2 separate regions of the Homo sapiens genome follow, and region 1 is linked to region 2. Evidence: read pairs that join two places in POLR2A ChIA-PET (ENCODE). Cell type or tissue: Caco-2. All regions are shown on one strand. Each heading gives the region's core, and the rest is flanking DNA. Links, peaks and the distances in the headings are about the cores only.

The links. ChIA-PET counts read pairs that join two places held together with the same protein. Peaks named below come from ENCODE experiments on the same cell type or tissue, not always from the same donor. Only the 100,000 strongest peaks of a DNase experiment are listed, where the experiment ranks them.
Region 1: POLR2A ChIA-PET joins it to region 2 with 5 read pairs; 5 of 35 experiments call an interaction of 5 or more read pairs at or near these places.

What each region holds. Positions count from the first base shown.
Region 1 is chr7:152,499,168-152,510,628 of GRCh38, reverse strand. No RefSeq gene overlaps it. Among named protein-coding and RNA genes, the nearest start is that of LINC01003, 41 kb to the right of the region's middle. RefSeq lists an enhancer at 10,220-10,720. In Caco-2, for the core only: no CTCF peak of the experiment used is centred there; a DNase peak (open chromatin) is centred at 6,038.
Region 2 is chr7:152,358,893-152,368,907 of GRCh38, reverse strand. The region is part of intron 1 of KMT2C (lysine methyltransferase 2C); the gene reads left to right. It also overlaps the pseudogene SEPTIN7P6. Among named protein-coding and RNA genes, the nearest start is that of KMT2C, 72 kb to the left of the region's middle. In Caco-2, for the core only: no CTCF peak of the experiment used is centred there; no DNase peak of the experiment used is centred there.

The DNA of each region.
Region 1 (11,461 bases), core at 3,705-8,704, 140 kb before region 2:
TATTTATTTTATTATGATTTTTGTGTGTGTGCTGTTGCCTAGGCTGGAGTGCAGTGGCACGATCTCGGCTCACTGCAACCTCCACCTCCCAGGCTCAAGCAATTCTCCTGCTTCATCCTCCCAAGTATCTGGGATTACAGGTGCACGCCAGAATGCCCAGCTATTTTTTTTGTATTTTTAGTAGAGATGGGGTTTTGCCATGTTGCCCAGGCTGATCTCAAACTCCTGAGTTCAGGCAATCCATCCACCTCGGCCTCCCAAAATGCTAGGATTACTGGTGTGAGCCACCCCGCCCAGCCCCATCTCTATTTTTAAAATTTTTTTTAAAAATTCTTTTTATTTTGCCTTGAGTAGGAAATGATTCAAAATAGGAGTAGAAAGGAAACCTTCAGAAATTTGTGATGGCCCTTGTGACATGTGTTATTTTATTATATATGCTTGGTCATTTAATAGTTTTTGCTTTGGATTTTTTTTTTCTTTTTTTGAGACAGGGTCTCCCTCTGGCACCCAGGCTGGAGTGCAATGGTGTGAACACAGTTCCCTGGAGCCCCTACCTGCTGGGCTCAAGTAATCCTCCCATCTCAGCCTCCCGCATAGCTGGGACTACAGGCATGAGCCACCAAACTCTGCTAATTTTTTTTTTTTTTTGTAGAGATGGGGTTTTGCCATGTTGCCCAGTCTGGTCTTGAACTCCTGGGCTCAAGTGATCCTCTTGCCTCTGCCTCCCAAAATGCTGGGATTACAGGCATGAGCCACCATGCCTGGCCTTGGTTTGGACTTTCTAATTGCAAAATAACACATACATGCACACTTTTTTTTTTAAACGGAGTCTCACTCTGTCGCCTAGGCTGGAGTGCAGTGGCACGATCTCAGCTCACTACAACCGCTCTCCCAGGTTCAAGCGATCCTTCTGCCTCAGCCTCCCGAGTCGCTGGGACTGCAAGCACACGCCACCATGTCTGGATAATTTTTGTATTTTTAGTAGAGACAGGGTTTCACCATGTTGGTCAGTCTGATCTAAAACTCTTGACCTTGTGATCAGCCACCACGCCGGCCCACACATTCATATTGTAGAAAATTCAAGCATACCAGAAGCCGACGGGAAAAATGGGACTGTCCCCTTGCCACCTTTGCCTTTACCCTGTTCCCCTCCAGAGCAAATCACATTCCTCACTTAGTGTGTGCCTTGCAAGCTACTTTCTATGCCCTTACACAAAGATACCTTTTTTGAACAGCCTTGATTTTTTTCAACATATAAAACTATCTGTTTGCTGTTTTTTCAACTTGCTTTTTTCCACTTACATAGATCATATACAGCCTTGCATACATATCAGGATATAGATATATACACACACATATATATTTCACTCCTTTTAAGAATTATTAATGATTTAGCAATTATTGTTTTAACCACCTCTCAATCCATAGACATTTGTTTCCAGTTTTTGCTATTGTAAACAATCCTGCAAGAAACATTAGCTGTATATATGTTTGCATCATTATGCTTTAAATTTTATTTACACTCTGCTTACTACTAAAAAGGACTTAAAATAGCTAAAAATTATTTTTTCAGTTGAATCCAAATCTAAAAGATGCCAGGTGTGATTTAAGATGACAAAAAGGAAGAAGAGAAGAATCAAGCTAATGTCAGAAAATGTATAAGTGAATTAAGCTAAAATGCTAATTTTGAGAGGGTAAAACAGATGGGGCTTTGTAATATGTGATCCAAAGGTTTCTGGAGACACTTATGTTTGAATTAGAAGATACTGCCTGAGATTTCTTGGCAGCAGAAGTGGAAAGCAAAGTGATGTTAAATTGATTTTTTTTTCAAACAATTACTCCCACCAAATCATCCTCCATCATTCTATTTTTAAATACCAACAAGCATGTTGTATACATTTAAAATCAATGAATACTATTTAATAAAATTTTGTATTTATGTACATTTTCCATTTTTGCATTTTCATACTTTTTCTGTCTTCTCATTTCTAATGCCAACACTCTCGTCGATGTTAGAAATTTTATGAGAACTTTGCCCTGTCTTCTACACTAGCTAATTTAGAAAGAGGAATGGCCTCCACCCTGAGGTTCTTCCCAACAGATACATGCCCATGAAAAATCTCTCCAGAGGCCTCGGATCGCATTCCATCAAATGTGTCCCTCGTAGCCACCCATAGCTATATAAAGAGATATTTGGGGCTGGGCGTGGTGGCTCACAACCGTAATCCTGGCACTTTGGGAAGACGAGGTGGGCGGATCACTTGAGGTCAGGAGTTCAAGACCAGCCTGGCCAACATGGTGAAACCGCCTGGCCAACATGGTGAAACCTTGTCTCTACCAAAAAATACAAAAATTAGCTGAATCTGGTGGCGCATGCCTGTAGTCCCGGCTACTCGGGAGGCTGAGGCACGAGAAGCGCTTGAACCCAGGAGGCCAAGGTTGCAGTGAGCTGAGATAGCACCACTGCACTCCAGCCTGGGTGACAGAGTGAGACCGTCTCAAAAAAAAAAAAAAAAAAAAAAAAAAGATATTTGATAGTAATGTTGCCCTAATGGAAACTCTTTCTAAGAGCTAGCAAGGCCAAGTTTGATTAAAGAAAACTCTGAGAATATATACGATGAATACTGGTAACGATGGTGATACTAGTAAGAATATTGGAGGAGGGGTGATAGGAGAAAAACTCAAGAGAAATCCAGCTGGCAGTCAAATGTGAGTTATTTATTTATTTGTTTTTATTTTTTATTTTTTTGAGACAGAGTCCCACTCTGTTGCCCAGGCTGGAGTGCAATGGCATGATCTTGCAACCTCCGCCTCCCAAGTTCAAGCAACTCTCATGCCTCAACCTCCCAAGCAGCTGGGATAACAGGCACGCACCACCACACCCGGCTAACTTTTGTATTTTTATTAAAGATGGGGTTTCACCATGTTGGCCAGGCTGGTCTTGAACTCCTGGACTCAAGTGATCTGCCCACCTCAGCCTCCCAAAGTGCTGGGATTACAGGTGTGAGCCACCGCACCCGGCCAAATGTGATTTAAATATATAGGAGCAAACAGGCTCTTTCTTTATGGGTCATTGCTTTTTTTTTTTCTTTTTTTTCTTTTTTTTTTTTTTTTTTGAGACGAAGTCTTGATCGGTCACCCAGGCTGGACTGCAGTGGTGCAATCTTGGCTCACTGCAAGCTCTGCCTCCCGGGTTCAAGCAATTCTCCTGCCCCAGCCTCCCGAGTAGCTGGAACTACAGGCACATGCCACCACGCTCAGCTAATTTTTTGTATTTTTAGTAGAGAGGGGTTTCACTGTGTTAGCCAGGATGGTCTCGATCTCCTGACCTCATGATCCGCCTGCCTCGGCCTCCCAAAGTGCTGGGATTACAGGCGTGAGCCACCACACCCAGCCAGGGTCAATGCTTTTTCTACAACTAAATGAAATTGTTGAAGTCACTTGATTCTTTTTGCCACCATCCCCATGTTATCTCTCCTGAGTATGGAGGAGAGGCCTAGAGCATCTATCCCTCCTCTGAGAATTTCGCAGCATCTTTCAAATCACACCGGGTAGGCCAGGTACGGTGGCTGATGCCTGTAATTCCAGCACTTTGGGAGGCCAAGGCAGGAGCATACTTGAGCTCAGGAGTTTGAGACCAGCCTGCACAACATAGACAGACCTCATATCTACTAAAAAATAAAAAAACAAAAAAATTAGCCGGTCGTGGTGGTACACACTTGTGGTCCCAGCTACTCAGGAGGCTGAGACGGGAGGATTGCTTGAGCCCAGGAGATTGAGGCTACAGTGAGCCATGATCATGCGACTGCACTCCAGTCTGGATGACAGAGATCTTGTCTCAAAAACAATGGCCGGGAGCAGTGGCTCGCGCCTGTAATCCCAGAAGTTTGGGAGGCCGAGGGGGGCAGATCACTTGAGGTCAGGAGTTCAAGACCGGCCTGGCCAACATGGTGAAAGCCCATCTCTACTAAAAAGACAAAAATTAGCCAAACGTGATGGCGTATGCCTCTAATCCCAGCTACTCGGGAGGCTGAGACAGGAGAATCGCTTGAACCTGGGAGGTGGAGGTTGCAGTGAGCTGAGATCGTGCCACTGCACTCTAGCCTGGGCAACAGAGCGAGACTCCGTCTCAGTAATAATAATAATAATCCCCACACTTTGGGAGGCCGAGGCGGGTGGATCACCTGAGCTCAGGAGTTCGAGACCAGCCAGGCCAACATGATGAAACTCCGTCTCTACAAAAAATACAAAAAAATTAGCTGGACGCGGTAGCGGGAGCCTGTAATCCCAACTACTAGGGAGGCTGATGCAGGAGAATCGCTTGAGCCTGGTAGGCCAAAGTTAAAGCGAGCAACATCATGCCACTGCACTCCAGCCTGGGCGACAAGAGTGAATGAAACTCCATCTCAAAATCAATCAATCAATCAATCACGCCACTTAGGCATCTGGTCACTACTTCCTCTTGTTCTCAAGGTCTTTCCTTCCTAAAGACTATAGCCTCTAGGGTGGCACACCTTAGCCATCTCCATACCTCAGCCATGTGACATGGTCTCAGCTGGAAGCTGTTCAACAGCCTCCTTATCTAAGGCTTGGGCCTTTGCTGGGGCACCCGCGGCAAAATATTATGTGTTGGAACCTCAGTATGCTCAGCTGTAAAATTGATATGACTGTATTATAGCTCTTTTTCCTTGTTCCAGCTTGCCCCCAAATCACTGGAACAATTAGGACACTCACCTAAAGCACTTTGGTGTCCTTGATGGAAGGTCCATGTCAAGAGGTGTGCTGGACGGAAACACATTGGGTCTTACCAGCCTGCAGGAGCAGACTGGCAAAATTTCAGGGATTTTGCAACCAGGGAGATATCACCCTGGTAGCCTGAAATTTGTTTTAGTGGAATATCAGCACCATAGAAATCATTAAAAGCTACAAACAGCACCTTTGAAAAAAATGTATTCCAGGCCAGGCACGGTGGCACCTGTAATTCCAGTACTTTGGGGGGCCAAGCAGGACAGCTCACCTGAGGTCAGGAGTTCGAGACCAGCCTGGCTAACATGGTGAAACCCCATCTCTACTAAAAATACAAAAACTAGCCAGGTGTGGTGGCAGGCACCTGTAATCCCAGCTATTCAGGAGGCTGAGACAGGAAAATCACTTGAACCCAGGAGGCAGAGGTTGCAGTGAGCCAAGATCAGGCCACTGGACTCAGGTCTGGGCAACAATGAGACTCCGCTTCAAAAAAAAAAAAGAAAAAAAAAATGTATTCCAGAGAGCTGTTTACAAAACAATTACCAGCACACCACTAGTTTGTCTAAATTTTTGAGGCTACTTTTTTTTTTTTTTTTTTTTTGAGACAGAATCTCATTCTGTCGCCCAGGCTGGAGTGCAGTGGTGCAATCTCAGCTCACTGCAATCTCCACCTCCCGGGTTCAAGCGATCCTCCTGCCTCAGCCTCCTGAGTATGTGGGATTACAGGCGCCTGCCATCACACTCAGCTAATTTTTGTATTGTCAGGAGAGACAGAGTTTCATCATGTTGGCCAGGCTGGTCTAAGAACTCCAGACCTCGTGCTCCACCCGCCTCGGCCCCCCAAAGTCCTGGGATTACAGGCGTGAGCCACTGTGCCCGGCCGTGTTGGGGCTACTTTCTAACTACTTCTGACTGATCACTTTGGTGACAAAGGAAATGCTGAATAGATAAGGGGAATCCAATTCTTTTGAGAGTGTCTTTTCAAAGATCCTGCCCACTTTCAGTGAAATAAACTAGACGAATTCCAGGAAGTGTGGACACTGAAAAAACTACAGTAAAGTTCTAGAAGATTACCCCAAGTCCTGGCTGACACCAGCACCTGCTCACAGAGTCCTTCCTTAACAGAGCTGACCAGGGTCTGCATCTGGTGCCAGGTCGTGAAACCTCCAGGAGGGACTAAGTGTGCCCCCTGAGCTAATTGTGGAAGGCAGCTGGGGAGAGGGCCAGCTCCAACCAGCTCTACCAGTTTTCCCCAAGGCCATAGGCAGATCTCCTGGGAACGTCTCCTGAGCTCATACCTATCATGGTTTCAGTGTTCCTGCTTCTGCTATGGGAGAGGATCAACAAACCATTGGTGGGGGGTGGGGACTGCAGTGAGGACAGAGCTTTAATGCCAACTGGACGAGCATGAGCTGTAACTATTTGGCTGTCCTTCTGAATTTCTATTGCTCTGCAAATATTCTCTGAAGAGCAGCAATGAGCAAGGTGAAGCAGGCAGATGTGGGTGAGACTGGGCTGGTATCACCCCACCCATCCGCCCAGCTAAGCAATCTTGGGCAGGCCACTTGTCTATGCCTCAACTTCCTTGTCTGCTAATTGGGGACAATACCCTTATAGGCTTGCGTGGAGATTTAATAAGTCTCACAAAAGTCTCAGAACGAGGCTGGCTTCAGGGGTATGCTGTTAGTGCCGTGACACAGCGTCCCCATGCTCAAAAGGGTCCCACACTTGGGACTGAATGTTCTGCAGTCATCATCTTGAAATTCTTTATTTTTTATTTTTTTGATATGGAGTTTTGTTCTTGTCACCCAGACTGGAGTGCAATGGCACGATCTCGGCTCACTGTAACCTCCGCCTCCCAGGTTCAAGTGATTCTCCTGCCTCAGCCTCCTGAGTAGCTGGGATTACAGGTGCGTGCCACCACACCCAGCTAAGTTTTGTATTTTTAGTAGAGATGTGGTTTCACCATGTTGGCCAGGCTGGTCTCGAACTCTTGACCTCATGAGATCTGCCTCAGCCTCCCGAAGTGCTGGGATTACAAGCATGAGCCACTGCACCCAGCCTGAAATTCTTAATGATTTTGTCTTTGAATTTCTGTTCCCACAGGGCAATGGAGTGCGCATGCATCATGGACTTGTAGTGCAGTGTGTGGTCCCACCTCCCTGCCTCCCCCTGGCAGGTTCCTGACTGCCCATTCCCCTGTCCCCTGCACCCTGGGTTCCATGGCCCCCTCCCCACTCCCACCTGGCCACCTGGCCACCCTTCACTCTGGGCAGGGCCTGAGTGTGGGTGCAGGAGGATCAGGGTAAGGCACGTGTTCCCTGGTGTCTTGAGCACACAGCATGCTCCCGAGCACCCCCGGTGGGGGCAAGCCTCTTGCCTGCTGCCTACCCAGGTACCTAGTGTGTGCTGGTGCAAACTTTGCAATGCCTTGGAGGGTGACCTCTCTGCCACAGATTGGGTGGTAGGCTCCTGGCCCCTAGCCAGGGCATGGTGCATTGGTCTAGTGGCTAGTCAGAGTGGGGCTCAGTGGCAGATGGATGCGCCTGTGAACACAGAATGGTAGGGCAGGGACCCCAGCCCTTGGGAGCGTCCCCACTCCTCCAGGAGCATCCTTGATGCTGCAGGGAGTATAATATTCAACAGAAGATTTACAAACAGGACAGTTACACAGATAGATCATGAAAAAAAGAATACTTTGTATTTGGTACCCTTTTTTTTTTTTAAGACAGGGTCTTGCTCAGTTGCCCAGGCTGGCATGCTGTGGTGCAGTAATAGCTCACTGCAGCCTTGAACTCCCGGGCTCAGGCCTCCCACCTTGGCCTCCTGAGTAGCTGGGACTAGGTGCACAACACCACGCCTAGCTGATTTTTTTTTTTTCTGAAGTAGAGATGAGGTCTCACTACGTTGCCCAGGCTGGTCTCAAATTCCTGAGCTCACACGATCCTCCCAGCTCAGCCTCCCAGAGTGCTGAGATTATGGGCGCAAGCCACTGTGCCCGGCCTGTACTTGGTACCTTTAACAGCACTTTTCTCTGCTGTTCGAACAAGGAGCCCTGTGTTTTCATTTTGCCCTGAGCCCTGCAAATTATGCAGCTAGTCCTGCTGAGAACATTACCTGGCACACAATAGGTGCTCAATCAAAGTTAGTAAGTAGAATTATTATGACAATATATACATTCCCTGTGGAGTCATGTACCTGAGAGGACCATTCCACATCTTCACATGTAAGGATAAGGGTCATGTCTGTTCAGTATCGCGTGGGTCTTGATACAGCATCTTGTGTTAATATGAACATCCAGCCGAGCGTGGTGGCTCATGCCTGTAATGCCAGCACTTTGGGAGGCCGAGGTGGGCAGATCCCTTGAGGCCAGGAGTTACAGACCAGCCTGGGCAGCATAGTGAAACCCCGTCTCTACTAAAATACAAAAATCAGTCGGGCCTGTAGTCCCAGCTATTTGCGAGGCTGAGGCTCGAGAATTGCTTGAACCCGGGAGGTGGAGGTTGCAGGGAGCCAAGATCACACCACTGCACTCCAACCTGGGCCACAGAGCGAGACTTTGTCTCAATAATAATAATAATAATAACATAAACATCCACAGCAACAGAAGATGACATTGATTGCTGCGGTGACCTTTAGCATTCAATTTTTTTTTTTTTTTTTTGAGACAAAGTTTCACTCTTGTTGCCCAGCCTGGAGTGCTATGGCACAATCTGAGCTCATTGCAACCTCCGCCTCCCAGGTTCAAGCGATTCTCCTGCCTCAGCCTCCCAAGTAGCTGGGATTACAGTTATGCGCTGCCACACCCAGCTAATTTTTGTATTTTTTTTAGAGATGGGGTTTCACCAGATTGGGCAGGCGGGTTTGAACTCCTGACCTTGTGATCCGCCCACCTTGGCCTCCCAAAGTGCTGGGATTACAGGCATGAGCCACCACCTTCTTTCAAAGAGCCAAGCACTAAATCTTTATTGAATATCTACCTGGGGAGTAGACAATCTACCTGAATCTAGGGAAGCCTACTATAACAATTCTTTAAAAGGGGATTCAGCTCCAAGTGATGTACTGTGAACTGTACGTGGCATGGGGACCCAGAGAAGGGAGGGATCAATATGGCCTTAGAGCAGTGACAAGCTAATCTGAGTCACATCAAAAGCATCTTAGACTCAATGACACAGAGTGCTGGGCCCCCCAGGGTTGCCAGCTCAGTAGGTCTGGGGTTGCAGGAGTGAATTTCCAGTCCCAGGTGACACTGCTGCTGCCGTACTGTGCTTTGAGAACTACTGTTGTAGACTAGACCAATCCAGGAAGCCTTCATGGAGGAGAAGATCAAGACTTAGTAATTAGCGCAGTTAGTTGATTGGTGGGAAAGAAAGCAATTGCAAACAGAGGGAATGACATGAACATAGGCACAAAATCCAAAATGAGAGTGTTTTGTGTGTGTGCGGGGAAAGGTTTTAAGGAGACAAGGGTGACATGCCTCCTGGTAAGATATTCTGTTCTGATGAGCTATGACTGTGCACTTCTCTCCAAAAAATAAAATAAAATAAAATAAAAATTTTCAAAAATTGGCAAAGATAAATCATGCTATTAGAATAAAATTTTTTTTACTTCTGTTGTAAAACCAGAGTTGTAAGCCATGAAAGTAGATATTATTTTTCTCTAACCCTGTCACCAAAACTCTGTGTGTGTGTGTGTGTGTGTGTGTGTGTGTGTGTGTGTATTGTCAACCCAAAATATCTGAGACAGGTCTCAGTCATTTCAGAAAGTTGATTTTGCCAAGGCTAATGACCACTCGTGAGACAGCCTCAGGAGGTCCTGCGGACATATGCCAGAATGGTCAGGATACAGCTTGCTTTTATACATTTTAGAGTGACATGAGACATCAATCAATATGTGTAAGATGTATATTGGTTTGGCCGGGCCCGGTGGCTCATGCCTGTAATCTCAGCACTTTGGGAGGCCGAGGTGGGTGGATCACCTGAGGTCGGGAGGCCGAGGCAGGTGGATCACCTGAGGTCGGGAGTTTGAGCCTGACCAACGTGGAGAAACCCCGTGTATACTAAAAATACAAAATTAAACAGGCATGGTGGCGGGCGCCTGTAGTCCCAGCTACTCAGGAGGCTGAGGCAGGAGAATCGCTTGAACCCGGGAGGCGGAGGTTGCAGTTGGCTGAGATCGTGCCATTGCAATCCAGCGTGGGCAACAAGAGCGAAACTCCATCTCAAAAAAATAAAAAATGAAAAAAAGATGTACATTGGTTTGGTCCCAAAAGGCAGGACAACTCAAAATTGGGGCTTCCAGGTCCAGGTAGATAAGAGACAAAAGACTGCATTCTAGTCCGGGCACATTGGCTCACACCTGTAATCCCAGCACTTTGGGAGGCCAAGGCAGGGGGAATCACTTGAGACCAGGAGATCAAGACTAACCTGGCTAACACAGGGAAACCCCTTCTCTACCAAAAAAATACAAAAATTAGCTGGATATGGTGGTGCACCTTTAGTCCCAGCTTCTCAGGAGGCTGAGGCAGGAGAATTACTTGAACCTGGGAGGCAGAGGCTGCAGTGAGCCGAGATCTCCTCACTGCACTCCAGCCTGGGCAACTGAGCCAGACTCTGTCTCAAAAAAAAAAAAAAAAAAAGGTTGCATTCTTTGGAGTCCTTGATCAGCCTTTCACTGAATACATAACTGAGCATGACTCAGTGAATCTGCATTTTTACATAACCAGTAGAGGAAGCAATCAGATATGCCTTTGTCTCAGGTGAGCAGAGGGACGGTCCCTCATCTGTAAAGATAAGCTATCAATTTACATTGCCAGGGTGAAATTCAACAGAACTGTTTTAGGGTAAAGATCTTGAGGCCCACAAGGAATTTCTCTGGGGGCAAATTGTGAGGAAGGTATGTAGCTTTTATTTATTTATTTTTATTTATTTATTTTTAAGACAGAGTCTGCTCTGTTGCCCAGGCTGGAGTGCCGTGGTGCAATCTTGGCTCACTGCAATCTCCGCCTCCCGAGTTCAAGCCTCCTAAGTAGCTGGGATTACAGGTGTGCGCCACCACGCTTAGCTAATTTTTGTATTTTTTTAGTAGAGACAGGGTTCCACCATGTTGGTCAGGCTGGTCTCAAATTCCTGACCTTGTGATCTGCCTGCCTCGGCCTCCCAAAGTGCTGGGATTACAGGCGTGAGCCACCACACCCAGCCATGTAGCTTTTTTCTAATTTACTTTTTTTCTTTTTTCTTTTTTTTTTAAAATACCACAATCAGGCCAGGTGTGGTGGCTCATGCCTGTAATCCCAGCACTTTGGGAGGCCAAGGCAGGTGAATCACGAGGTCAGGAGATCGAGACCATCCTGGCTAACACGGTGAAACCCCGTCTCTACTAAAAATACAAAAAAAAGAGCCAGGCGTGGTGGCGGGCGCCTATAGTCCCAGCTACTCGGGAGGCTGAGGCAGGAGAATGGCGTGAACCCGGGAGGCGGAACTTGCAGTGAGCCGAGATTGCGCCGCTGCACTCCAGCCTGGGCGACACAGCAAGACTCCATCTCAAAAAGATAAATAAATAAATAAGAAATAAAAATACCACAATCATGATTACATGAGGTATATAGCTTTTTTATCTTTGTAACTATCTTATTTAGGAATAAAATGGGAAGCAGGTTTGCCTGACACTTCCCAGCCTGACTTTTTCCTTGGCTTAGTAATTTTGGGGTCCCAAG
Region 2 (10,015 bases), core at 3,781-8,780:
AAAAAAAAGAAAAAGAAAATGTAGGAAAGGTACTTAGAGCTGTTACTTTCTAAGTACACAACACCCTAGACAATTCAAGGCATCTTAATCTCCATCAAGAAAAACAAGAAAAAATAATTTTTGTCACGCTGTTAAATCCATCATTATGGATGAAACTGGTGCATATTGGTCAAACGGATCCAACAAACACTGATGTCCAAGCTGGCATATTGGCAACTAATACGTAACTGGTGGTCAATAGAGAGTTTAAAAGATCTTCCCTTTCTTCTTGTTCTTTTCCAAGGTTCTCGAAGAGTTCTGTTCTAAAATATGTTGTTGAGCTTCCCAGTTTGCCTTCTCATCCTCAAACTGACGACGTTTTTCCTCTAATTCTTTGTGCTGTGCTTCCAAATTCTTTTTCATTAGCTCACGGCGCCACTGGAGCTCAGCTTCAGAGTCCTTTAGTTTTTGAACTTTTTATTTGACCTTCATCTCTAACACCTGCTCCATCTCCATCTCTATCTTCTTCATTTTAGCTGCATACTCCCTTCTTTCTTCTTCCATTTGTGCCAGAGGGCTCTTAGTCAGCTGCCCTTTATTCTTGTTGTTATCAACTCCATTATAAGTCACAGCTGCCAGTTTTCTGCTTCTGTAGTTCTCATAGTGGACATTATTAGTAACATCTTTCAAGTCCTGAGTGTGTGTTTTTATCAGCATATTTCTTAGAATTGTAAAATCACAATGTTCACCATTTTCAACTTCAGCAGCACCCCAAGGATACTGCCTTCCTTTGACCCTTTTGCCATTAACTTCAATGATAGTATTACTAGCTTACCACAGCAAGAGGTAAACAGTCCTTTACCTTTTTAGCAAGTTTATTTTCTTCTTCATCATCTATTTCTGGAAAATCATATATCTTAATTTTATGTTCTTGGATTTCTTTCATTATCTGTTTTTTAAACTGTTGGCATTCCTCTGGTATAAGTGTGTCTGCTTTGGCAATAAGTTGGATGATAATCACTTTTTCATGCGAACGCTTCATAAACTCAATATCCAATGGTTTAAGTTCATGTCCTGAAGGAGCAATGAAGTATAAACAACACTGCACCCTGCTATTAGGCATCTGACGTCTGTTCACTCGTGATTCTGCATTTAGGTAGTCCTCAGATTTACTATCAATGTAATCGATAAGAGGCTGCCAGCAATTACTATTATCCACTACATCTCCAAATCCTGGGGTGTCAGCTATTGTGAGCAGCAACTGAACACCACCTTCTTTGATTAAAACTTTGGATTGTCCACCTGTATAGTCTTTTTAATTCTATGAGAAGGACCTGGATACTCTGGAGCATACAAATCTGTAAGGAATAATGAGTTGATTAATGTCGACTTTCCCAATCCAGGTTCGCCTCTCTGGGTAAGGTGGCTCACACCTGTAATCCCAGAACTTTGGGAGGCCGAGGTGGGTAGATTGTTTGAGCTCAGGAGTTCCAGACCAGCCTGCGAAATAAGGCGAGACCCTGTCTCACTTTGTATGCTGGTGCCAGCCGGGGGTGCCCCTGGTAGGTGCTCCCTGGGGTGTCTGCTTCAGGGCTTCTGCGAAGGTGCAGGTCAGGGCTCCTCCAGCTGGGAAACTTGGAATAGTTGGCAGCTGCTTTGAATGTTGGTTCCTTCTTCTCTGATGACCGTGCTGTCAACATCAAAACACACTGCATCTGCTGAGTAGAAAAGCTTCCTCAGCTCTGAGTGGGAGACCATCCTTGGAAGAATTTTCCTCGTTTCTCCAGTGCTAGATTTCTAGGAGACCACACTCTTCTCTTCCTGTTCCTTCTCTGGATAAAAATGCAGCACAGAGTTCTGACTACAGATTTCTTCAAGAAAGACCTGTGGATTCCGCAAGAGCAAGAGCCCAGGCTCAGGTGAGGCAAGGGTGCGGCCGGGGCTGCAACTGGCGCTGGCCATTGAGGAGCTTCTGCGCGACCTTGCGATCGTGCCCGCCAGGCGCCGGCCCGTTGGCTCGCAGCGCCAGCTCGCGCCGCGTCTGGCCCTTGCTGCGCCCGGCTCTGCAGGCCGGGAAGTTGTAAAGCTCCTCCATAGCTGATGGGCGGCGGCGGCCGGGCCGAAGCCTGCGGACACGGAAGGGCTGCAGCTCAGCGGCTGGTTACATCCCGCCCGGCCGTCTGTGGCCACCCAACCCCTTAACTATTTTTAAGTGTACATTTTAGTGATGTGAGATACATTCATAATGTAGACACTATCCATTTTCATAGCTTTTTAAAAAATCTTGTTAAACTCATACTTTATAGCCATTAAACAATAACTCCCAGTTTCTCCCTTCTCTCAGCCTCTGGCAACCACCGTTCCACTTTCCGTCTCTGATTTTAGCTACTCTTAGTACCTTATATAAGTGGAATCATCCACTATTTTTTTTTCTTTGTGACTGGTTTAATTCACTTAGGAGATTGTTGTCAAGGTTCATTTATGTTGTAGTATCGCATATGTCAGAAATTCCTTCCTTTTTAAGGCTGCATAGTATTCCACCATAGACATACTGCCAATGTGGTATGTCTGTACCACATTTTACTTAACTGTTAATTATGTTTTATTTATTGTGAATAATGCTGCTGTGAACATGGGTGTATAAATATCTCTTTGGAGACTCTGCTTCTGATTCTTTTTGGTGTATACCCAGAGGTGGAATTTGTGGATCATATGGCAATTCTATTTTTAACTGCTTGAGAAACTGCCGTACTGTTTTCCAGGGCCCATATCATTTTATGTTCCCTACACCTGTGCACTAGTGTTTCAGTTTCTCCACGTCCTTGCCAACATTTGTTATTCTTTTTTTTATTTTTCACAGTAGCCATCCTAATGGGTGTGAGGTGGTATATCTTAGTTTTGATTTTTCATTTTTCTAATAGTCATCGTGAGCATCTTTTCATGTTTTTTTGGTCATTTGTATAACTTCTTTGGAAAATGTCTGTGGAAGTTCTTTGCTCATTTTTGAGTTGGGTTGTTTTTGTCAGGTGTTCGTCCCACCTCATCCTCCTGAGTACCCAGGACTACAGGCACATGCCACTATGCCCCACTAATAGAATCTATTTTAGACCTAATTATATTCTGTCTACCTGAAAGACAATTGAAATAAAATGACATAAAGAGAAAGATAAAACATGCCAACACTAATCAAATTAAGCTGGAGTGGCTATGTTAATATCAGACAAAGCACACTTCAAAACAAAACACTGGGCCGGGAGGCTAATGCCTGTAATCCCAGCCCTATGGGAAGCCAAGGTGGGAGGATCGCTTGAGACCAGGAATTCAAGACCTGCCTGAGCAATATAGCGAGACTCCATCTCAAAAGAAGAAAAGAAAAAAGGAGGAAGTTTTTAGTTAACTGTTTGTTTGTTTGTTTGTTTGTTTGAGACAGGGTCTCACTCTGCCGCCCAGGCTGGAGTGCAGCGGTGCGATTTCTGCTCACTGCAACCTCCACCTCCCTAGTTGGAGCAATTCTGCCTCAGCCTCCAGAGTAGCTGGGATTACAGGCGCCTGCTACCATTCCTGGCTGATTTTTGTATTTTTAGCAGAGACAGGGTTTCACCATCTTGGCCAGGCTGGTCTCGAACTCGACCTCAGGTGATCCGCCTGCCTCGGCTTCCCAAAGTGCTGGGATTATAGGCGTGAGCCACTGCACCCAGCCTACTGTTGCTTTTGAAGGATACTTTTTTTTGCTGCATGTTTTGTTCAGTGTTTAGAAGGGTTTTTCCTTTAATTTTCTCCTTAGTACTTTAAATATGTTTTTTACTGTCTTCTGGCTTACATAGTTTCAGACAAGAAGCCTGCAGTCATTTTTACTTTATTCCCCCTTTAAGCAATGTGTATTTTCTTTTGCTGCTTTTAATATTTTCTCTTTATTAATCTTTTTCAGCAATTTGACTATAAAGTACCTTACTGGTACGTGTGTGTGTGTGTGTGTGTGTGTGTGTGTGTGTGTCTGTCTGTTTCAGATTTTGTTGTGCTTGGATCTGTGGGCTTATAATAATACAGCTTTTAAAATTTACAGCTAATTATTTCACTAAACAATTTTTTTGTCCCTATCCCTTTAACCCCAACCTCACACATATTAGTTAGGTAGGTTGCTATTATTCCACAGGGCACTGTAGCTGTGTTGTCATTTTTCATACTGTTCTTTATTTTGAATAGATTTTTTTTTGTTATGTCTTTAGGGATAATGATCTTCTTTTGTCATTTCTAATCACATGTTAACTTTTCAATGTGAAATTTGCATTTTTTTCTTTTTTTCTTTTCTTTTTTTTTTTGGAGACGGAGTCTCGCTCTGTCACCCAGGCTGGAGTGCAGTGGTGTAATCTCGGCTCACTGCAGTCTCCACCTCCTGGGTTCACACCATTCTCCTGCCTCAGCCTCCCAAATAGCTAGGACTACAGGCACCTGCCACCACGCGCCCGGCTAATTTTTTGTATTTTTAGTAGAGATGGGGTTTCACCATGTTAGCCAGGATGGTCTCGATCTCCTGACCTTGTGATCTGCCCGCCTCAGCCTCCCAAAGTGCTGGGATTAGAGGCGTGAGCCACCACACCCGGCCTGAAATTTACATTTGATGTTATCTTTTGATGTTACCTTTGAGTTCCATGTTATTTTTAATATCTTCTGTTTCTCTCATATTCATGTTTTCTTTACATTCTTGCGCATATGAGGCATACTTATAATAGCTGGATTATTGGATTATGCCCAGTAGTTAAGTTGGGAATCATTATTGTTCAGTTGAGACTTATTTATTTTTTTCATACAGAGTCACTCTCAGGATAAGTTGAGACTTATTTGTCAGCTCTTTTAGGGATGGTCTAGAATAGCATTTGTTCTGTGGCTCATTTAGCCCTGCTCCTAAAGGTGTGTCTCACTCTGGTCTCTGCTGAATGTGTTACATAGTCATTGAGGTCTTGCCACTCTGGCTAAAGACAATACAGTTGGCTAGAGACAATACAGTTGATTCGCAGCTTTCTGTGAGCTCTGGGAATTGTTCTTCTGTAATTGCTCTCTCCCTGGAAGTTGTTCTTGTTCAGTCTTCTGGGATTTCACATCACACATGTGCAGATTGGTATTCAGTTGAAACTCAAGGGTATCCCTCTGCAGATTTCTGGAGCTCTTTCTCTGAATACCTCTCTTCTCTTGGGTAGTCTGTCCCACAAATTCTAGTCTTCTTGAGCCACCTGAACCTATGATTTCTGTCTTCTCATTTCAGCTCTCATTTTGGGTTCCTATCTCTGTGTGGTAGTTTCTAAATTAATGCCAAGCAGAAAGCCTGTGCCATGGTAGGGGTCACCCTGTTTCTTTCCCTTTGTTCCCTTCGCCATACCTGTTGCCCAGTGTCTTATAATAAGGTTGTTTCTTATATTTGTCTGGTTTCCTAGTTGTTTGGGCTGGAGGGTAATTTTGACCTGTCTTACTCCCATGTGGCTTTATGTAGAAGTCTCCTATGTTACTTTAGGAACTCAAGTTGGTTTCAGATTCTGAGATTAATATGGAACATAAAGTTTTGGTAGAAAATTTTCTCAAATAAAGTTAGTTGTATTCTTTTACTTCACATTTCTTGGTAATAAAGTGAAGTGAAGAACACTGAAATGAAAGGGTTAAGAGACAGGAAAAAGAGGGGAACGAAGAAAACCCAAAGAAGGGTTAAAATAAATAATCTTCATGTTGTCATTTGTAATTAGACTTCAAACTTTCCTTAAAAACTGAAACTGGAAATATCTGACTCAATATGGAAATATAAAACATGTATCTATTTTGCTGTTTAAATATGAAAGTTGGCAACTGATAGGGTTTTGAAGAGTATGACCATTATCTTTGCATTCAGAATATAGTGTTTGATTAGTCAGAAAAGTCACATGGCAGAAGCCAATGAGCAGCAATAAGGACACCGATGAAATAAAAGAATTCGAAAATGACATGATGTCAATAAGTTGGTCCATTGCCCAGAAGGAAAGGAATTCTGATGAATTGATCAACGTAAAAAGCATGTCTTCCTAGTGCCAAAACCAAGAATAGAAATCAGAAGAAAAATTTGAAAAGCAAAAATTAAAATCAAAATTATTTTTTAAGGAGTAAGTAGGGCAATGCAGATAACTGATATGTTGATAGAGATTATAAACTAGACAGAACGAGCTTGAAATAAAGCCAGTTGTGCCAAAACAAACAACAGCATAGACAGTGATGGTCAAGATAGTGGAGAAAAAACTCAAAGTAGAGCAAAACATGGGTCTGAGAGATTAAGTTAAAAAGTCAGCTAAACCATACGGTTTCCAATTTCTTTAAAAGTGGATGTTTATGATTATGAAAAATCACAAAAGAAAGATGAAAAGTAAACTCTACCTCCATAATGGCATGTGAATTATTTTGTCATTCTCTATTTTCTTTGAAGCAGCCATGTTGGGATTGTTTCGAGGATTTCTAGTCTCCCAGTCCCCAGTTCTTGTATTGGTCTACAGGTTTCTAAACAAAAAGTGATCCTATTAAAAAAAAATTCTTAGACCTCATGCCTTCTTACCCCCTACCGCTGACTCTGCCCCAGCCACCGTATATCCTTCTTGTCCCTCTAACCCCCCTCACTTGCTCTCATCTCAAGAATTTTGCATTTGCTGTTACTTCTACTGCAATGCTTTTCTCCCAGATATCTGTATGGTTTGCTTCATCTTCAGTTCTGTGCTAAAGTGGCTCCTTACAAAATTTTATTTTAAAACATTTATTTTATAAATCTGTTATTTAAAATAGCTAGTCCCTTTTTCTTTGCTTTCTTTTGTTGGATGTTGTATGTGTAATACTTGTTTACTGTTGTCTCTTCTCACTAGAATGTAGTTTTGTGACAGGAGGGATTTTGTTTTATTTATTTCTGTATCCACTGTGTTTGAACAGAGTCAGACACAAAGGAAGATTGATAGAGTAATCTAGTAATGCTTGCTCAATGTGTTGTCCAAATACTTGTTTAAAATGCTTCAAACTATAATGTTTCATCTATCAGTTTCCGACAGTGGGATGTTAATATCTCTCTAATGATTAGTTACCAATTTCTCTTTGTTCTGTAAATGTTTGCTTTATGTAATCTGAAGTTCTCTTATGTTATCCAAGTAAATTAATTTTTTTATCATTATGACAGTTTAAGCCATTTATGTTTACTGTGAAAATTCATATTTATATTTATCTTTTTATGTTATTTTCTATGTACCATTTGTTTTCATTCCTTTTCTGCCTGCTGTTGGATTGATCAAATTTTCTTATCCCTTCTTTCCACTTTATTTTAATGTTTTCTATCAAATTTAAAAACAACTACTTAATAAATTCTTTTTTTTTGAGACGGAGTTTCTCTCTTGTTGCCCAGGCTGGAGTGCAATGGTGTGATCTCAGCTCACCGCAACCTCTGCCTCCCGGGTTCACGCCATTCTCCTGCCTCAGCCTCCCGAGTAGCTGGGACTACAGGCGCCCACTACCACGCCCGGCTAATTTTTTTGTATATTTTTAGTAGAGACGGGGTTTCACCGTGTTAGCCAGGATGGTCTCGATCTCCTGACCTCGTGATCCACCCACCTCAGCCTCCCAAAGTGCTGGGATTACAGGCGTGAGCCACCGTGCCCAGCCTAAAAACAACTACTTAATAAATTCTAAAGATGTTCTTTCTTTTTGTCCATGAACAATAAGATCCACCTTAGAGTGTTTTCTCCCTAATTCACCCTTTTTCATCTTTCAGGTTTTGTAGTCTTTTTATTTAGTTCTGCCTTCTTTCCCCTTTCCCCCTGTGAAGTTTGAAGTGATGCTATTTTGACTGCTTGACTTGTTATGTAACATTAACAAATTTCTAATGTTGAATCATCCTGGCATTCTGATTATATTCAATAGGATTGTTCTCAGTTTTTATTTTCATTCATAGTTTTTGACAATGTTTGTTGGAATTCTGAGTCAGGTACTTCCTTTTTTTTATTTTTGGTTAAGACCGACTTTTTGATAGTTTTTAGTAGTTTAATTATAAAACCATTTAGGCTTTGATTACTTCAATTTTTTTTTCTTTTTGAGATAGAATTTCGCCCTTGTTGCCCAGGCTGGAGTGCAGTGGTGCAATCTCGGCTCACCGCAACTTCTGCCTCCCAGGTTCAAGCAATTCTCCTGCCTTAGCCTCTCGAGTAGCTGGGATTACAGGCATGTGCCACCATGCCCAGCTAATTTTTCTTTTTGTTTTTGTATTTTTTTTAGTAGTGACGGGGTTTCTCCATGTTGGTCAGGCTGGTCTCGAACTCCCTACCTCAGGTGATCTGCCTGCCTCGGCCTCTCAGAGTGCTGGGATTACAGGTGTGAGCCACTACGCCCGGCTGGTCACCTTAATTTTTAATATATTATTATGTTATAGCTCCTTCATGGTTTAGGTTGGTTAACTTTTTTTTTTTGAGACAGAGTTTCACTCTTGTTGCCCAGGCTGGAGTGCAATGGTGTGATCTCGGCTCACTGCACCTCCTGCCCACTGGGTTCAAGCGATTCTCCTGCCTCAGCCTCCTGAGTAGCTGGGATTACAGATGTGCATCAACACGTCCAGCTAATTTTTGTATTTTTAGTAGAGACGAGGTTTCGCCACGTAGGCCAGGCTGGTCTTGAACTCCTGACCTCAGGTGATCCACCCACCTCGGCCTCCCAAAGTACTAGGATTACAGGCGTGAGTTACTGTGCCTGGCCTAGGTTGGTTAACTTTTTTATGAGAACAAGACTTAAATGGATTTCTTATTGTTTAAAACATAGTTCTTTGTTTTATTCTTTTTTCATATTATTCTTTTATTTCATATTGTCCCCCCCCCCCCACCCCCCTTTTTTTTGTTTGTGTGTTTGAGACAGTCTCACTCTGTCGCCCAGGCTGGAGTGCAGTGGCATGATATCAGCTCACTGCAACCTCCATCTGTCAGGTTCAAGCGATTCTTGTGCCTCAGCCTCCCAAGTAGCTGGGATTACAGGCACACGCCACAACACCTGGCTAATTTTTGTATTTTTAGTAGAGACGGAGTTTCACCATGTTGGCCAGGCTGTTCGTGACCTCCTGACCTCAGGTGATATATCTGCCTCAGCCTCCCAAAGTGCTGGGATTACAGATGTGAGCCACCACAGCCAGCTGTTTTTCACTTTTTAAATGTTTTATGTTTTTCAATTAAATACTGAGTTGATTTGTATTTTTTCTTTCTATTTCCTCCCTCCCTCCCTTCTTTGTTTTTTTTCTTTAGCTGGAATTACTGGCACGCCACCATGTTTGCCTAATTTTTGAATTTTTTTTTTGGTAGAGATGGGGTTTCGCCATGATGGCCAGGCTGGTCTTGAACTCTTGCACTCAAATGATCCATCTAACTCGACCCTCCAAAGTGCTGGGGTTACAGGTGTGAGCCACCTTACCCAGCCTTTTTCTTTTAAAGAGTTTAAAATACTGCGAAATAATTTAAAACACTGACATTATCTGAGTACTGCTTTGTCAGTTTCCAAGTTTTTATGTGTAATATCTTGTTGCTCTTATGTGTTATTAATTTTTCTTTTACTCATTTCTATACCGTATTTAGTACAATTCAAAGAATTTAAAGGCATTAGTTTTTTTTTTTTTTTTCAATTGCTTTCTGTCAGGAATTTCACCTTGCTGTGACTCTTACCTTTATTTTACTTTCCTGAAGTGTTTATAAATTAAATTTTATTATGCTTGTAAGGTGGACATGATTATAATCGTGCTTAATTTTTAAAATTTTGTTTTTTAGTCATCTGCATCACAGTCACCAAAAGCACCTTTTACAAAGCTTTTAAAAATACATATATCTGGTCATTTCACATCAACTTTATTAAATATAGAAGTTAAACCTGGTATGTGAACTTTGTGAAGAACCCATTATGTAGTTAAAAGCCACTACTGTAGACAGAGGGAGACTTCAGAAGGTTACCTAAAAAAGGGGCAAAACCAGAGTGAGGAATACTTAAGTGAATTATGAGGACACAATTATATTCATGTGGG